Linked DNA regions of Homo sapiens: region 2 is linked to region 1. A link is an interaction called in ENCODE POLR2A ChIA-PET data of the cell type or tissue named here. Cell type or tissue: PC-3. All regions are shown on one strand.

Region 1 (8,000 bases):
GTGAGATCAGGGTTCCACTACCCACCGGCTCATGGTCTCCTAGACCACTGTCACTGCAGCTTTCCTGGGAGCCATCAGGGAGATGAAACGTAACACGGCGCTGCGACTACAAAGAAGACCACAGGACATGCTGATTAACACTCCTCTCAAATAAAACAGGCCTAGTGGAACACAAAATCAAAACACTTTCAACAAGTAACACAATGTAAAAGCAAAATAAACCAAACTAGGAACAAAGCTAAGAACAAGTATTAATTACTTGCCATTTACTATGTAATGGCCAACCAGCAAAATACCAAAAAGAATTTCAATCTTGTATAATTCACGACCTTAAAACTAAAGTTGGGGCTTTGAAAAGTGTAACAAGAAAGGCAAAACAAAACTAAACAAAACTTATACTGTCGACAAAATTACAGAAAAAAATTAAATAAGATGAAATATGCAAATATGCTTTTGATAAATCTAAATAAATACTTAGAAAATGCAATATTTCATTTCTTTTGAATGACCAGACATTGTGCTTACTTGATGTTTTTAGGGTAACATTTGTAGTCAACATATTTCCTACAGTACCACCTCCTTTTTGTTTGTTTGTTTGTTTGTTTGAGACAAAGTTTCGTTCTTGTTGCCCAGGTTGGAGTGCAATGGCGCGATCTTGGCTCACTGCAACTTCTGCCTTCCAGGTTCAAGCGATTCTCCTGTCTCAGCCTTCCAAGTAGCTGGGATTTCAGGCGCATGCCACCATGCCCGGCTGAATTTTTGTGTTTTTAGTAGAGATGGGGTTTCACCATGTTGGCCAGGCTGATCTTGAACTCCTGACCTCAGGTAATCCGCCCGCCTTGGCCTCCCAAAGTGCTGGGATTACAGGCATGATCCACCATGCCCAGCCCACCTGCTATTTTTAAAGGACACCGTACCCATGTAAGTGTCCCTAAAGCAATACTGGAATAATTAATTAAAGTTATTATTTGAAGAGTCTCAGGATCGACTGACTGAACTAGCTGTGCTAAAATTAGTATTTTAAATAATGAAGTTCTATGCAATTGCTATTGATATACATAAAAAGAAGACTATATTTTAAAAGAGATTAAATTAGAAATTATTCTTGACCATTGACCCAGCTATCACTCTAATCTTTGGCTACACTGGTAGTAGAATAGAATATCCTAGTTGAAAGGTATTTGGAATATCACTTTGGTATCTATGTGCACAATGTCACTCTCAGATGTGACCTAAAGTGTATACATGGTAACTTCAATACATTGTCATGTTTACCAAAAAAGTTTTCTCATAAAAAATAATACATTTTAATGTTTCCTCAGCACAGATTGGTTTAGTTCTCTTGGAAAATGCTCTTTTAGCTGCTATGATCTCTGAGAATATTTATAATTATGTGGGGTGGAGATTTAGGCCTTAGAGAATTGTATGAGAGTAGTACATTTGCGCTATTTGAATAAACCTAGTTTTCTTTCTGCCTAGCAGCCAAAAGACCTTTCGATACCATGCTACATATGACCACTTAAATTCAGAATTAATAAAATGATGAATGTATATATTAAAAAATATATAATATACAAGTATATAATGTACAATATAATCATTTTCTAGTACCTAAAATTTGTGCTTTTCAAGAGACAATTTATAGATTGTATCCATTTCAAAGAAAAAGGATTGCGGTTAGAAACAAAATAGTATAGATAGGTATACTGAAACTGTATGAATGCATACTTATAGACTGACAACAGAAGACAGCCTATATCCTGTGAGTCACTGGTTCAAATCCAATTCAGAGTCATAATGGAGTAGAGATGATATCACTTTACTGCTGTTCAATGATCTGTGTGAAATGAGTTGATAGTTCAGTACATTTTTAATGAACTGATGCCAACATCACAAAAACTATAATCATAAATGGTACTAATTGCCTCTATTGTAACACATTTCACCTTCATGCACATGTATCTCAAGAACATCATTCCCTTCTCAAAGGTTTTGAAACGTGCCTAGGTGAGTGCTATAGAAAAGGCAAGCTAAGCTTGAATATTAATATCTGAAATGTATTTCTTCCTGGCTAAGAAAGATCATGCTACCATGTTTATTTATTGTAGTGTTTACTCTCTTATATATATTTAACTCTTCAGGGAAAACCAATAATACAAATATTAGCCATTTATGTTTCAATATGCCCTCAATCTATCAATATCCTTTTGTGATAAAGACTGTACTAGGAACCACAGTGCTTATTATGGATGACTGTCAAACATAGCTTTTACAGTGACTGATCTACTGAAAACTCCTAGATTTTAATGTGTCTTTGGTATTATCTCTTGAGGAATACCTCTTAACTCTGGTGAGTAAAAAGAAGTCAAGTCTTAAGAGAAAAGCAATGAAACAAATGATTCTTGAATCTTCGTAAAGCATTTCTGGAAGTCCCTTAAGCCATTAAGAAGTATATATTTGAAAGACAGAAGTAAAAAAGAAAAAAATACATCTGTGAGATTTTTTAACATAGTTAACACTGTTTTAATGACGATATTTCTTCCTCATAATGAATGTTTAAATATGCACGACTAGTTATACCTTAATCCTGCAGTTCTTGCAGGTGGTCCTTGTAACAATTTTTTATTGAGCATCTACTATATACCTGGTACAATGATTACACTGAAAAGAAAAACTAAAACATTGTTTTCCAAAACTATTTCAAATATAGCTTATTAGAGTCTGTTTCACATACACTACACTATTTTTCTTTAGCACTTTATAAGTGAGAATAAGAAAAATGTAAATTTACTATAAATTATTTGCAATTAGACACTGTAAATTGGAGTGATATAATGTTTAAACTATGGAGGCTTATGAAAATCTTTCTGAATTAATTTGACTCAGATGTTTAAGTCTTAATTGGCAGATTTGTGCACAATCTATCAGTCTGATGGGAGGGAGAGTGGTGATGTGTATGGATTAAGAATCAGTACATGGATATTACGGTATGAAGCAAATTGATGAAACAAACCCATCTTTATCATCATAATGATTGATGCAAGTAAAAGAATGTCTGAACTATCAGGGCAGATGTAAGGAGATGAACTGAATAAATTGACATGCAGAAAAACAAAGACCAATAAGGTGTAGGAGACAAGGATTTCTGTTGTGTTTAAGGGCTCAGTAGTACTTGCTCAGGTTGAACTGCAGAGCACCAATTTAAAAAGAAGCCAGAACCAGACCTCATGGCTGTTGAATGAGTTCCTGGCCTTGAGAAATAGAAAATAATACCTTGCCTGTGGAAGTGTTGAAAGGCTAAAAATAGTGTTCCTGGTATGCAATACATGACACATAGTAGATAGTGTTCCTGCTATGCAATACTTGATACATTGGAGATAGTCAATAAAAAGTAGCTATAATTATTGAAATTTAAAACTACATTTTTAAAGCTTATGGTCTATCAATATTTGGCTGGTTTTAAAGATGTGATTCCCTTATCCCCCACCCCCTCCAAAAAAGTATTGTTCTTTCACAAGTGAAATATGTGATCCACAGAATTTGGCATGCCTCACCATGCAACCTATTGATCTTGTCAATTCAGGGCCTTCTCTGAGGTGACGCAGCTCTTAGTGTGGGGTGGGAAAGACTAAAAACCAGGAATACATGTTTTCTTCCTGGAGAAAGTGAAGAGTTGCCCATTATCCTTCCAGTACATATATAATGGTATATTCAGAGGAAAAAGTGTTTACTTACTGCCTCCAAAAATTTTGCATTTTGATTCATCTTTATGGAAATAAGCTCAGTCTGGGTTATAAATGTAGTCAAATCCTGACTGGCTGAAGAGGGACAACACATATTACAGTGAGACTCCTTCAGCCTCTCCAGAGCTGGGCAGTTACATTTTGTTTTCCTAAATCTATTTCTTACCCATTCCATTTTATCCTGTGGGAAATATTTTTATTATTATTGCCTCTGTCCAGTTAATTGTTTGCATGTCACATTTGTTTACCTGATTTATCATTGACAGGTTATATACAGATTTCTGGCTGGCTTGAGAAAGAATAGGATGAAAGAAGTAACTACTAAGGCTTCCACACTTTATTTTCTGTCAGGACTGCCACTATGAATTCTGATTAGGCAAAGTTTGTATCAGAAATTCTACTCTACACAATTAATAGTGCCATGTGTTCACACATGGGGGTGTAGAGACAGGGTCCTGAAAGTCAGAAGGTGACACACTGGTTGGGTTTGAGAAATATCACCAAGAACCTCTACAATACTTTTTTCTTGCAGCTTAGAAGAAAAGCAAAAGAAGGAACATTCGAGATGCCTAATGAAGATGTACATGTCCTGCACTGAGCATTGTTCTTCAAGACTCACTGAAAGAATGAGTCACCTAAGAAATCCCAATCATTGCTTGAATGGTTCTCTTATGTTTTTCTTACTGGTATACAATAGCATTCACAAGTGAATGACTCACATTCAAGCCTACTATTTCAGTCTTATGAATTTACAGACATTCCTATGTGCAAGGATTTGGTGGTAAATGTCATTGTTTTCTGCATAAAATAGTCTAAAGGTAAGAAAACAGTAAAATGTCTAATAGATGATTAGTAAGTTATATAATATCCTGTAAAGATCACACCATATAGTTGTGTTAAGTATTGACAATACTTACAGTTATGTCAATTAATATGTATTAGCATAGAAAATATGTATAATCTATTGTTAAAGTTAAAAATCAAGTTAGTAAATATTTTGCTAAATTGAATTGCATTTTTGTTAATGTGTATGTATGTGTGAATCTGCATAAGCTAATTTCCAACCACACATATACCAAGTGTTTAAAGTAGTATTGTTTGGTCATGTGATTATGATATTCAAAAATGTTATTATTTTGACCACACTAAAATTTCAACACATTATCTTTGTAATAATAAAACATATCCCAATTTTTAATTGTTTATCTTCATCACTTATAGAAAATTAGAGCTTAATCCAGAAGAACAGAAACATTTGATATATGGTATATGGGTTTTCCCTTGAGCTAAGGTATGCCAAACAATCTTCTGATCTCTTTTCTGTTATTCTAACTTCCATTCTTCACTTTCTTTACGTAGTTTTTTAATCATCACAATTAAAGATCCTTGCCTTCTCAAGTAACATGATAACAACATGAATCTAGCACTAAGCCAATTATTACCAACTAAATAAACCAATTATCTAATTAATGACAGACATTTAAAATAATTATTGTCCAATGGAATGTTATACATTGATATTATGAAAATAGAAACAAAAAGTTATTTGTAATTGTTTAAATATGATTTTATGTATAGAGAATTCTTTAAATATCTTCTCGTGGAAACATTGTACCTAATTTTGATTTAATTCCCTTGCCATGCTTGAGCAATAATATGTCATTTATTTATCTATCATTCTAACTATGTATCTATGTATCTATCTATTGCTAAATACATACACACACACACAAACACACATACCATCAAGAAAGTACTTATGATGAACTAAAATACAAAACCATGGTAAAATTTTATATTCAAACATGTTTTTGCTATATCTCTGCATAAATCCAATAAAGATTTGATTTTTCTTTATTTGAAATATTTTCATATATATCTCTTCTCAAAGTAGCAAAGGAAATCATTCCAAAGAGGGTTAAAAAATATAGAGACTGGAAACTGCATTTTAATACACATATTTCTTATAATATTCACTAGAAATATTTTGAACTTTCTTATTTTTATAAGAACACAATTTAATTGTAATTTATAAATAGCTGTCATAAAGATAGTCTATGGTAAGTTCCTCAATACGGTCTTACCATCTTAAATCAATGCATGCACACATTTCCTCTTAATAAAATCCAAAACTCATTGTGGTTTAGAAAGTAAAGTAAATGGGACCCAAAAAGCAATCTATGGTTATGGCCTAATTTGCTATTGCTCTGAATATTTGCAGACTCGACTTAAGGGTAACAAATATTAATACACACATGTACTTCATTCATGTTTGAAAGATGAGACTTAAACCTTAAGGTTTCTGAACTTATGATTTATGGAAATTACTAGTACCTATGTGTGTTCATTCTCAAGAATAATAAATAGTTTTGACAGATAAAATTATAAAGCACTTTTCTAGTGGTAATAAATAAAATACTTTATGAGTTGAGAATTTTTTATGAGTCATTTTATCATTTGTAACTCAAAAACTGAGTTAATTTTCTATGCTGTTTATTGGAAGTACTTATGTTAAAATGGCTCCACTAATGTAGAAATCACATCCTTTTTTGAGTGGGAAATTGTTTAGAAATTTAATTTTCTGGCCAGGCACAGTGGCTGACGCCTGTATTCCGAGCACTTTGGGAGGCCGAGGTGGGTGGATCACGAGGTCAGGATATCGAGACCATGCTGGCTAACACGGTGAAACCCTGTCTCTACTAAAAATACAAAAAAATTAGCCAGGTGTGGTGGCAGGCACCTGTAGTCCCAGCTACTTGGGAGGCTTAAGCAGGAGAATGGCGTGAACCTGGGAGACGGAGCTTGCAGTGAGCCGAGATCATGCCACTGAACCCTAGCCTGGGCGAGAGAGCAAGACTCCTTCTCAAAAAAAAAAAAAAGAAATTTAATTTTCTATTTTAGTATGTTACATTTTTTTAGACAAGGAAGTAAGGTAAAGTGACTTGTCTATATAGGTTTCAATGAGAGAACCAAACTAAAAACCACAATTTCTGATTTCCAATATAAAGGTATTAGCATTGCTCATTCATCTCTTCACTTAAATAATTATTGAGTACCATTATATTCTAGACACTACTCGAGCTGCTAATACTACAATGGTGAACAAGACAAATACTATATTCCACAACTTCCTAAATAAGATCATATTCTAAAAAGTAGAATTTCATTAAGCTCCTTGCCATCAGTCCTGAGGATTGTTTTGACCAGCAGCTGTGTCACCTTTTCATAATGTCATTCTCTTCTAATTCTTGCAAACTATGCAGACTTAGGCAAGGTCAGTGTGTGAATGGGAGACTTTCACTGTATTAATCAGTAGAAATCTAGGTAAGAAAAAAAAGGCGAAGGGACTGTATTCTGAGTTTATGCCAAAACAATCTGCAGATCTGTTGCCAGCCATAAATTAAAATTTACTGCCAATTTGTGAACATAAAAAATAAAAGGAATAGAAAAGTATCAAAGACTGCTAGAGTAATTCTGGACTCAAAAACAGAATAATTGTGAATTTTGCATGTCTTAATGAGCAATTTTTTTTCATCTAGAGAGTTACAAAAATATTAACAACCTCAAATAACGATTGATGAAATCAAAACTAGCAATTTTTTATGAGGAACATATACACATGACATGTTATGAGCTTACAGTAAATATTTATTTACTGAATGAAGATGAGTTAACTGGAATTAACGTATGAAATCTAAAGGGGACAGAGTAGAAACGAAATATTATTGTCCATCCTTCAGTGTGATTTCTCACGGGAAAAGTTACCTGTCTCCTCCATAATAACTTTTAAGAGCCCTGCCCTGTTTTAGAAGTTGCAAAGTGAAACATGATAACATTCCACTAGCTGTCAGCCTTTCCTCCTTTCCTCTTTGAATTTTTACATTTTAGAAGATTTGGAGACAAATGGGAAGGTTCAGTTTGTGTTTGAGAAAAATAAGCAACAACTTCACTGATCCTATTTGATGAATGTGAAGGTGTCAGCAATTTCAAAATAAATTTTTTGATTCCTAGTTTTATGCATGCTATATAAAGTAGAAATTGGGTGCAGATGATAACTGGCCATTTAAAGTCAAGCAGTATTTTCAGAGGAAATGGGGGAGTTTGTCTGCACTCTACTTACTGCTCTTTTAACCAGTTTGCTGTTTGCCGCTAAGCAACTGCTTTGTTTGAGGATAGAGCTGTCAGCTTTTGTTCTAACTTACTACTCAACTGCATGCTTAGTTGTGGAGACTTGTTTTTATGTGTGTGGAAAACTCA
Region 2 (8,000 bases), 97 kb before region 1:
ACAACTGAAAATGCAGCTAGCCCCAGCTACCATGTCACACTGATATAACAATATAACTTAGAAGGTAGCAGATATTCTCTAGGACTAAAAGTCAGGAAATTTTTTTGTAAAGAGTCAGAAGAATGTGAAAACTCTAGTTTTATAAAGATGGATTGTTTTGAGTTGTTTCTTTTTAAAGTTATTGTCTTAGTTCAGGCTGCTATAACAAAGTACTATAGACTAGGTGGCTTATAAACAACTGAAATTTATTTCTCACAGTTCTGAAGGCTGAAAGTCTGAGATCAAGGTGACAGTATCGTTGGGTTCTGGTGAGGGTTCTCTTTTAGTGTGCAGAATGCTGATTTATCTTTGTATCCCCATGTGGCAGAAAGAGGGCAAGACAGCTCTCAGGGGTCCCTTCTATAAGTGTATTTATCCCACTCCTGAGGGCCCCAATCTCAATATGTAATTAATTCTCTAAGGTCCTGATTCCACCACACTGGGGGCTAGAGTTTCAACATATAAATTTGGGGGGACACAAACATTCAGTTCACAGCAGATGGCTTAATTCAATTTTTATTGTATGCTTATTTTCCTTTCTCTTTCTTACACATATTTTTCTTTAAGTTATGACTGTAGTTGCACACATTCTTATAAGAACTATGCGAACTGGTGACTCAGAATAACTGTCTAATGAATGTAGTATACATCAAGGCCGACAACCTTTTCTAGTACCCCTAGGAATATTTGAAACATAATCTGTTGTTAGAGATTCTGAAATTCATAACAAATTCAAAAATAGCTCTTGTCAACTGTGACACAAGCTATAGTTATTAATACCTGGCAGGCATATTTTATTATAAAACAGTGGCTCACCTTTTTTCCTCAATTTATTGTATAAAAATACACCTGGCTCCCAAAGTACTAAATGGCTCTGTAATAAAGAAGCATTACTGAGTCCTTTGATCCAAATCTGCTTGATTGTTCATGTATAAGTGGCGTGAATAGAAATCAAGTCAGTGAACCACTAAAATTTTGACATTCTGATTAATAAAAATGATAATAATAATAAAGTAACAACAATTTTTAAATTATATTCTTCAGAACATGAAACACTAGAAAATGGAAAGTAAATGAAACAGTAAATTACATGTTAAATAAATGTTTTTAAACATTTTCTGAGTATTCCCATTTCTTTTGCAGCTATTTACCACTAGATTGGGAATTATACAGGAATAAAATGTTCTCTTTTAACCAATATGAAATTTTTTAAAAAAAGAAACAGAGTATCACTGCAACCTCTTTAAGTCCCAAATATCTTACTATAATTCCAAATATTCTTGTTGAAAGTTTCTTAGAATTACAAGCTAATAGGTTGGCTGCATTTACCAGCTGTAGTTACTTCTGCTCAGTCCCCCACTAAATACCAGGTGTGAGAAAAGCAATAGCAGGCATAATCCCAACTACAACAATTTATACCACTTTATATATAAAGTATCAATTTGTTTTGAATTGCCACTTTCCAGAATTTCATACTAAACTGGATTGATTATGAATGTAACACAAGAAAATTTCCCCTTTACCAGCTAGAAAGCAGATATTATGCTTATTATGCTTCCTAGAGGATCGTAGACTCAAGAGACTTGAATCTCAAAAATCCCTCTTCTTTTATGTTCATCTAATTAAAATATTACTCAGGAAAGGCTCTGGTTGACACTGCTTGGGTAACATGCTCTCCAATTTTTCAAGAACCATATGATATCATTGGCAGCCCCCACTATAACTACAAAATTGAAATAGGAGTTTGAGGGAGCACTTCTCCCCAAGAATATGATGCTAGTTACCAGAAGTAAGAAAGTTTCAAAGACTAAACCAGAAATATCCACTATAAAGTGTTTTTGAATGATTCTAGCTATATTTGTAATATCATTAAAATGAGGAAATCAGTTATCAAATGCTATCTTAAAGATCACACGTGTATCTGCTCCTCTGCTCCTCTTCCCCACCACTTACAGGTTATCTGTTAAGTTTAAAAAGCAATTTTTCCATTAATATCTCAATTGATTATTCATACCACCCCATATGGTTGTAGGACAAGTATTACTTCTATATTATAAATAATATGTTCTTTGGGTTTATAAGGCGAGTTATTTAAGGTCTTACACCTCAGGGAGTACAACAGCTGAAGCTCAAACATAGATCTTCTGATTCCTTGTCCAGTGCTCTTCCTTTTATACCATGCAGGTGTGAATGTAATAACAGCAACAACAAAAACAATCAAAACAACCAGGTATTGGCATAATCATTTGGTACTATTTTTTAAACATTAAAAGTAAACTTAATTTTTTGCACTTTTAGAAAATTTTTGTTGTGTTCTTATTTTATATCTTCTAAATGCTTCCTGTATATTTTAATATTCAATTATCACATATCTGTGAGGAAAACATGACTCAATGTGGCTTTTTCTTCTAGGCACAAATGAAGAAAGTCTTGATATTTTTGTATTTTCAAGACAATACAAATACAAATGACCAAGAATAACTTGGAGAAATTAGAAAAATGTTAACTGAATTCTACAAAAATTTTCAAATGAATAGATATAGCTTCTGAAAATTGGATGAATGGAATATTTTGAAAATGTATATGCTAAATGAATACAGTACTGATTTCAAGTTATGAAACCGTGCTTTTCTATCATCACAGAATAGGTACCCAAATAGTTATAAGTACAAGTTGAAATGAGTGGGCGTTTAAAAGCAGATAGACACCAGTTTTAACAATATGTAAACAGACAAGTTGAAGAATTAAAAAAAGTTGCAGAATTGCATTCAACTCATGAGTTTCCTATGACTCAGTCAACGAATTTTAGGAGCTAAAAGCTCTCAAAAAATTCTTTGAAATCCCTTGGGGGTACAACATGGAATTATTAAAATTATAAGTGTACATGAATTTGCTTATTTATCTCTCAACACTGCTGTTTTGACAAATAGACCTCAATTTTGGAAAGGATGAGGATAACTGAATGCATAGCTATCAAGCATGTGTTTATGGGAATGCCAGAAGCATGCTCAGGTATTTCTAATTATCTGCCTCGATGAGAACCACTAGTTGCATTGTACGCACTGATCATGAGCACCCCTGAGTCTTCAGGGCTCATTAGTCAGCCAATGATGCATTATGCTCAGTGAGTGCTGAACATTGGGTTACTCTTTCAAGATATAAGGTCTGGATTGAAGTGAACCTGAAATCTATATCGTCCATATTAACTATTTAATTAGCATATATTTCACATAATTGGTATACATATTTTGATATATATAATAAATAGGTGAAAGAAATAAGATCAGTTGATATATTATGTAGCATAACAGGCCTACAGAGAAGATAACATCCAAACAGAAAACCTCCACAAAATGAAGGAGTTTGATATGCAGATACTGGGCCAAGAGCATTCCAGGCAGAATTTGCTTTGCACATTTGAAGAATAAAAGAAATCCTGCAGTGCTGGAGCAGAGGGAAACGTGGGAGATATGTGGGGTAATGAGGTCAAGGAAAGAGCTTAGGTCTGAATTACACAGAGCTTTCTGGACTGTTAAGAAGGCTTTAGTGTTTACTCTGTAAAGATTAACACAGAAGTCATTCAAACAGTTATTTTAATTTAAATAAATATTTAATTCAGGACACATTTGATCACTGAGTAACTCAGTCACTAAATAGGAAGTGTTCTAGCTTTGGTAGTTTAGTGACCAAAGTGAGGTGAACATTTTTGTTAAATGTTCATCTTAAAAACTATCTAGTAAAATTTTCATTAAACTCCAAATGGACTCTCCAAGTAATTTATTGTGGATTGTTCCTGGGAAAAAATCAGTTTACTTTTCCTTTTATCTTTTTATGTTTTTAAGGCCACTGAAAAATCAAAAATTCATTACAGGAAAACAAAAAGGTAAAATATGTTTTTCTTTACCCTTCTCATTAGAGTTACTTTGGTAGCCTAGTTCAGTGACAAAGATACTCTCAAAAAGTCTTTCGTGCTAGTGGTGTTCAGACAATACAAATGTTTCACTTATATTTTCATTAATTACTGCTTTGCACTGTTGGTTTCTGCATATTATTCATGGAGACAGAAAGAAAGATGATGCGGTAACAATTAAAACATGCACATAGAAAGCAATTAAGACTGGGGAAACATCTACAAAAATAATATTTCACAGGAAGGCAATGATTTAATACTTTTCAATACCTTTTTATAGACAAATATTCAATAACCATTGTCCACAACTAGAAAGTTCGAGGAAATTATTTCACAAGAATGGTGCCTTTTACTGAATTACATTTCCCGATTCTTCAATATTCACATCTCCTGGTGTAATGCAATGTGATGGTCAAGATTCTCCAGAGAAACAGAACCAACAGGACATATATACATAGTGGAAGCTCACAAGTCCCAAATCTGCACAGCAAGCTGGCAGGCTGGGGACTCAGGGAAGGGCTGCAATTTGAGTCCAAAGGAAGTGTGTTGGCAGAATTCCCTCTTCCTTGTTGGGGGTCAATCTTTTTTTTTTTTAATTAAAATCTTCAACTGATTGAATAAGCCTCACTCAAATTATGGAGAGTGATCTGCATTACCTAAAATCTACTAATTGAAATGTCAATCTCATCTAAGTAAAGTTTAATCAAGTATCTGGGTACTTTGGCCTAGCCAATTGACACATAACTATCATACATAAGATGAAGACCATTACAGGTTTGGGATGGAATGCATTTTTCTCCAGGGAGTGTAAGAGTCTAGTCTTAGCAAAATATTTGACGGAAGATTATTCTTCAGTGAGAAGCGTAATATTAAATATAGTGTCTTCCCATTTTAGAACAATTAAAATAGAAACAAAACTTTAAAATAAATTATATATACACATGTCTACATTAATCTATGTTTTTAACACAGTATCTCATGATTCTAAAACCATTGCAGAAAATAGAAGCAAAAATGTACAACAAAATATATGTACATATATATTTATATATTGCAATATTTACCTGTCTAATATGCTCATAGAAGATTTTAGAATTAAAATTTTTCTCTCTCTTGATTCAAACTTCTCAGAAAAATAGTTTACATCCACTACCTTCACCTCTTTAACAATATTCACTCAACATCTTACTACAATCTACTGGAACTACCTTCATTGAAGTTACCATTTACATCTTGATATGGTTTGGCTGTGTCCCCACCCAAATCTCATTTTGAATTGTATTTCCCATAATCCTTATGTGTCATGGGAGGGACTCGGAAGAAAGTAATTGAATCATGGGTGTGGTTACCACCATGTTGCTGTTCTCATGATAGTGAGTTCTCATGAGATCTGATGGTTTTATAGGGCCTTTCCCCCTTTTGCTTTGGATTTCTTGCTGCTGCCATGTGAAAAAGGACATGTTTACTTCCCCTTCTGCTGCCATAATATTGGGAGGTGAATACAATCATAGAGCTCAGACATGGCTGGAAGAATCACTCAGCTGAGCTCAGCCCAAGTTACTGACCCACAGAATCTGAAGCTAAATAAATGGTTATTGCTTTAAGTCATGGAGTATTGGGTTTTTTTGTTTGTTTGTTTTGTTTTTACACAGTAATACATAACTGATAAACATACTTGCATTATTTTTGTAAACACAAAAAGCTTAACATTTACAATTTTTTTTGCCTTGCTGCCTCCCCAAAAATTATTTCTAAGAGATACCCAAAATAATATCCATATTTTATATTTTCCTATTTTTCTTTATTTTTTTATTTTCTTTTTTTCCTTTTTTTTTTTTTTTTTTGAGACAAGGTCTTGCTGTGTCACCCAGGCTGCAGTGTAGTAGTGGAATCAAGCTCACTGCAGCCTTGACTTTCTGGGCTCAAGCCATGCTCCTACCTTAGCCTCCTGAGTAGCTGAGATTACAGGCCTGAACCACTATGCCCAGCTATTTTTTAATTTTTACTTTTTTGCAGAGACAGGGTTTCACTATGTTGCCCAGGCTGGTCTTGAACTCCTGGGCTCAAGAAATCCTCCCACCTCAGGTGCCAAAGTGCTGGGATTACAAGTGTGAGCCATTGTTCCTGGCAAAGTTTAGAATATTAATGACTGATTCCTAAATAATCTTCTAAATAAAACTGAGCAATAATATATTGAATTTTGGGGAAAAAAGGCAGTTTATACACATTTACATATTCATGAAGGAACCGCTGAAAAGCAAATTGTAGGCTCATATAAATATATAACATTGTAGTGCTGCTTTTGTAAACAGTAATTTTAACAGGAAATTAAATTTTATCATAATCACAAATCAAACTTTCAGTTCTGTTCATGTAAGTTAAAGGTAACTTCTGCTGCATGAACACCATAAGCAGAAATTTTATTATTAAGCTTTTTTTACATAGCAACTAAATTTTAAAGGTTTCTTAAAAGCTCTCAAGGATAATTTTATATTAGATGCCACCCAAGACACAATTAAAATTTTATGCACACTTATGCTGACAGTTGTCAGAAAATGCCTTGAGAACTTTGCATACTTTTCTTTCTGTATAAGAACAATTAATACAGATTCCCAGAAGGGTACGTAGTGTACGCAAGTAACTGGTTGACCCCCTTTGGGCAGATTTTAACTGCATTATGCCTTAGATATACAATAAACCATTAGTGGTAATTAAAATTCATTTAGTATCAGTGATAAGCTAAGGTATCATTAAAGGTCTTGACTTTGTCCTTAATTATTTGGGTTATTGTTTTTATTTAATTAGATCAGTTTAATGAGTCTTTGGTTGCAGTGTGACTCTACATTGAGCAACACACCTTGAAGGGCCACATCTTTGACAGCCTTGGCTGCTCATTTGTAATCTAATGGAGTTAACTTATTGAACTTCACACACCAGATTAGGTTAGTGAATTCTCTTAGGAAAGCAGACTGGATTGGGTTACAAGTTTTGTCTAGATTTAGTAGAATTCAATTCAAGTCAACTAATGATGTACATTAAACAAACTCCTCTGAAGAATCCCTTCCTCCTTCTAACTATAAATTACACTTATCCATTTCACTACTTTAATAACTATAAAAGACTCTGAAGGGAAGTTGCAAAATGGGGCATTCCCTCTTTATACAGACAAAGTCCCAATATTCTCTCAGATGGCACAAAAGTCATTTAAGGTTTCTCTGTGGAAGTGTCATTGTTCTTTTCTAAAATAATGTAAGGTAGAGAAACCTCCAGGTGTTAAGAGTAATGAGAGTATATTCATTATTAGTGTTGTCATACAAAACTACCACACACAAGGTGGCTTAAAACAACATAAATTTATTCTTTCACATTTCTGAGGGCTAGAAGCACAATATCAAGGTGTCAGCATGAAGATATTCGCTCTGAAGGCACTAGGAAAAAAAATATTCCTTGCCTCTTTTAATTGTCGGTGGTTTCTGATGTTGCTTCGCTTCTGACAGCCTAATTTCAATCTGTGCCTCTGTTTTCATATGTCCATCTTCTCTGCGTGTTTCTGTGGCTTCACATAGTGTACTTCTCTCCGTTTCTCTCTCCACTCTTCCAAGGGTTTGGCATTGGATTTACGGACCACTCTAACCCAGTGTAACCTCATCTTAACCAATTACTTCTGCAAATATCCTGTTTCCAAATAACAGGGCCACATTCTGAGTTTCCAAATGGACATGAGTTTCGGGTGGAAACTGTCTGACCCACTACAGAGTAGATACTCAGTTATAGACAAATAACTGAAAGAATTCTGAAAATGTGCTCCTGCATCTACTTGAACCAGAGAATCAGAGAAGTTCCTTGGAGTTTTGTTTATCTGTAAATTGATTACTGTTTTCCTTATCTGTAATTGGTGAGTAGTTTTCCTCGTCTGTAAATTAATGAGGCTCTTTTAATTTTTAGTTCCTACAATGTTTGTTTGCATTTAAAAGGCTTGCGCATATAGATAAAATGAGTTAAGGAAAAGCCTTGGGAGATCTGTGTAAAACAGCAGATGAGAAGCCTTTAA

What was found. ChIA-PET counts read pairs that join two places held together with the same protein. Peaks named below come from ENCODE experiments on the same cell type or tissue, not always from the same donor. Only the 100,000 strongest peaks of a DNase experiment are listed, where the experiment ranks them.
Region 2: POLR2A ChIA-PET joins it to region 1 with 9 read pairs; 2 of 35 experiments call an interaction of 5 or more read pairs at or near these places.

The regions. Positions count from the first base shown.
Region 1 is chr13:66,631,306-66,639,305 of GRCh38, forward strand. PCDH9 (protocadherin 9) reads right to left here. Exons shown (of 5, transcript NM_203487.3): 4 at 1-106. All of the region lies in intron 2 of LOC105370247 (a long non-coding RNA gene), which reads left to right. Among named protein-coding and RNA genes, the nearest start is that of PCDH9-AS2, 190 kb to the right of the region's middle. In PC-3, no CTCF peak of the experiment used is centred here; a DNase peak (open chromatin) is centred at 4,406.
Region 2 is chr13:66,534,096-66,542,095 of GRCh38, forward strand. The region is part of intron 4 of PCDH9 (protocadherin 9); the gene reads right to left. Among named protein-coding and RNA genes, the nearest start is that of PCDH9-AS1, 230 kb to the left of the region's middle. In PC-3, no CTCF peak of the experiment used is centred here; no DNase peak of the experiment used is centred here.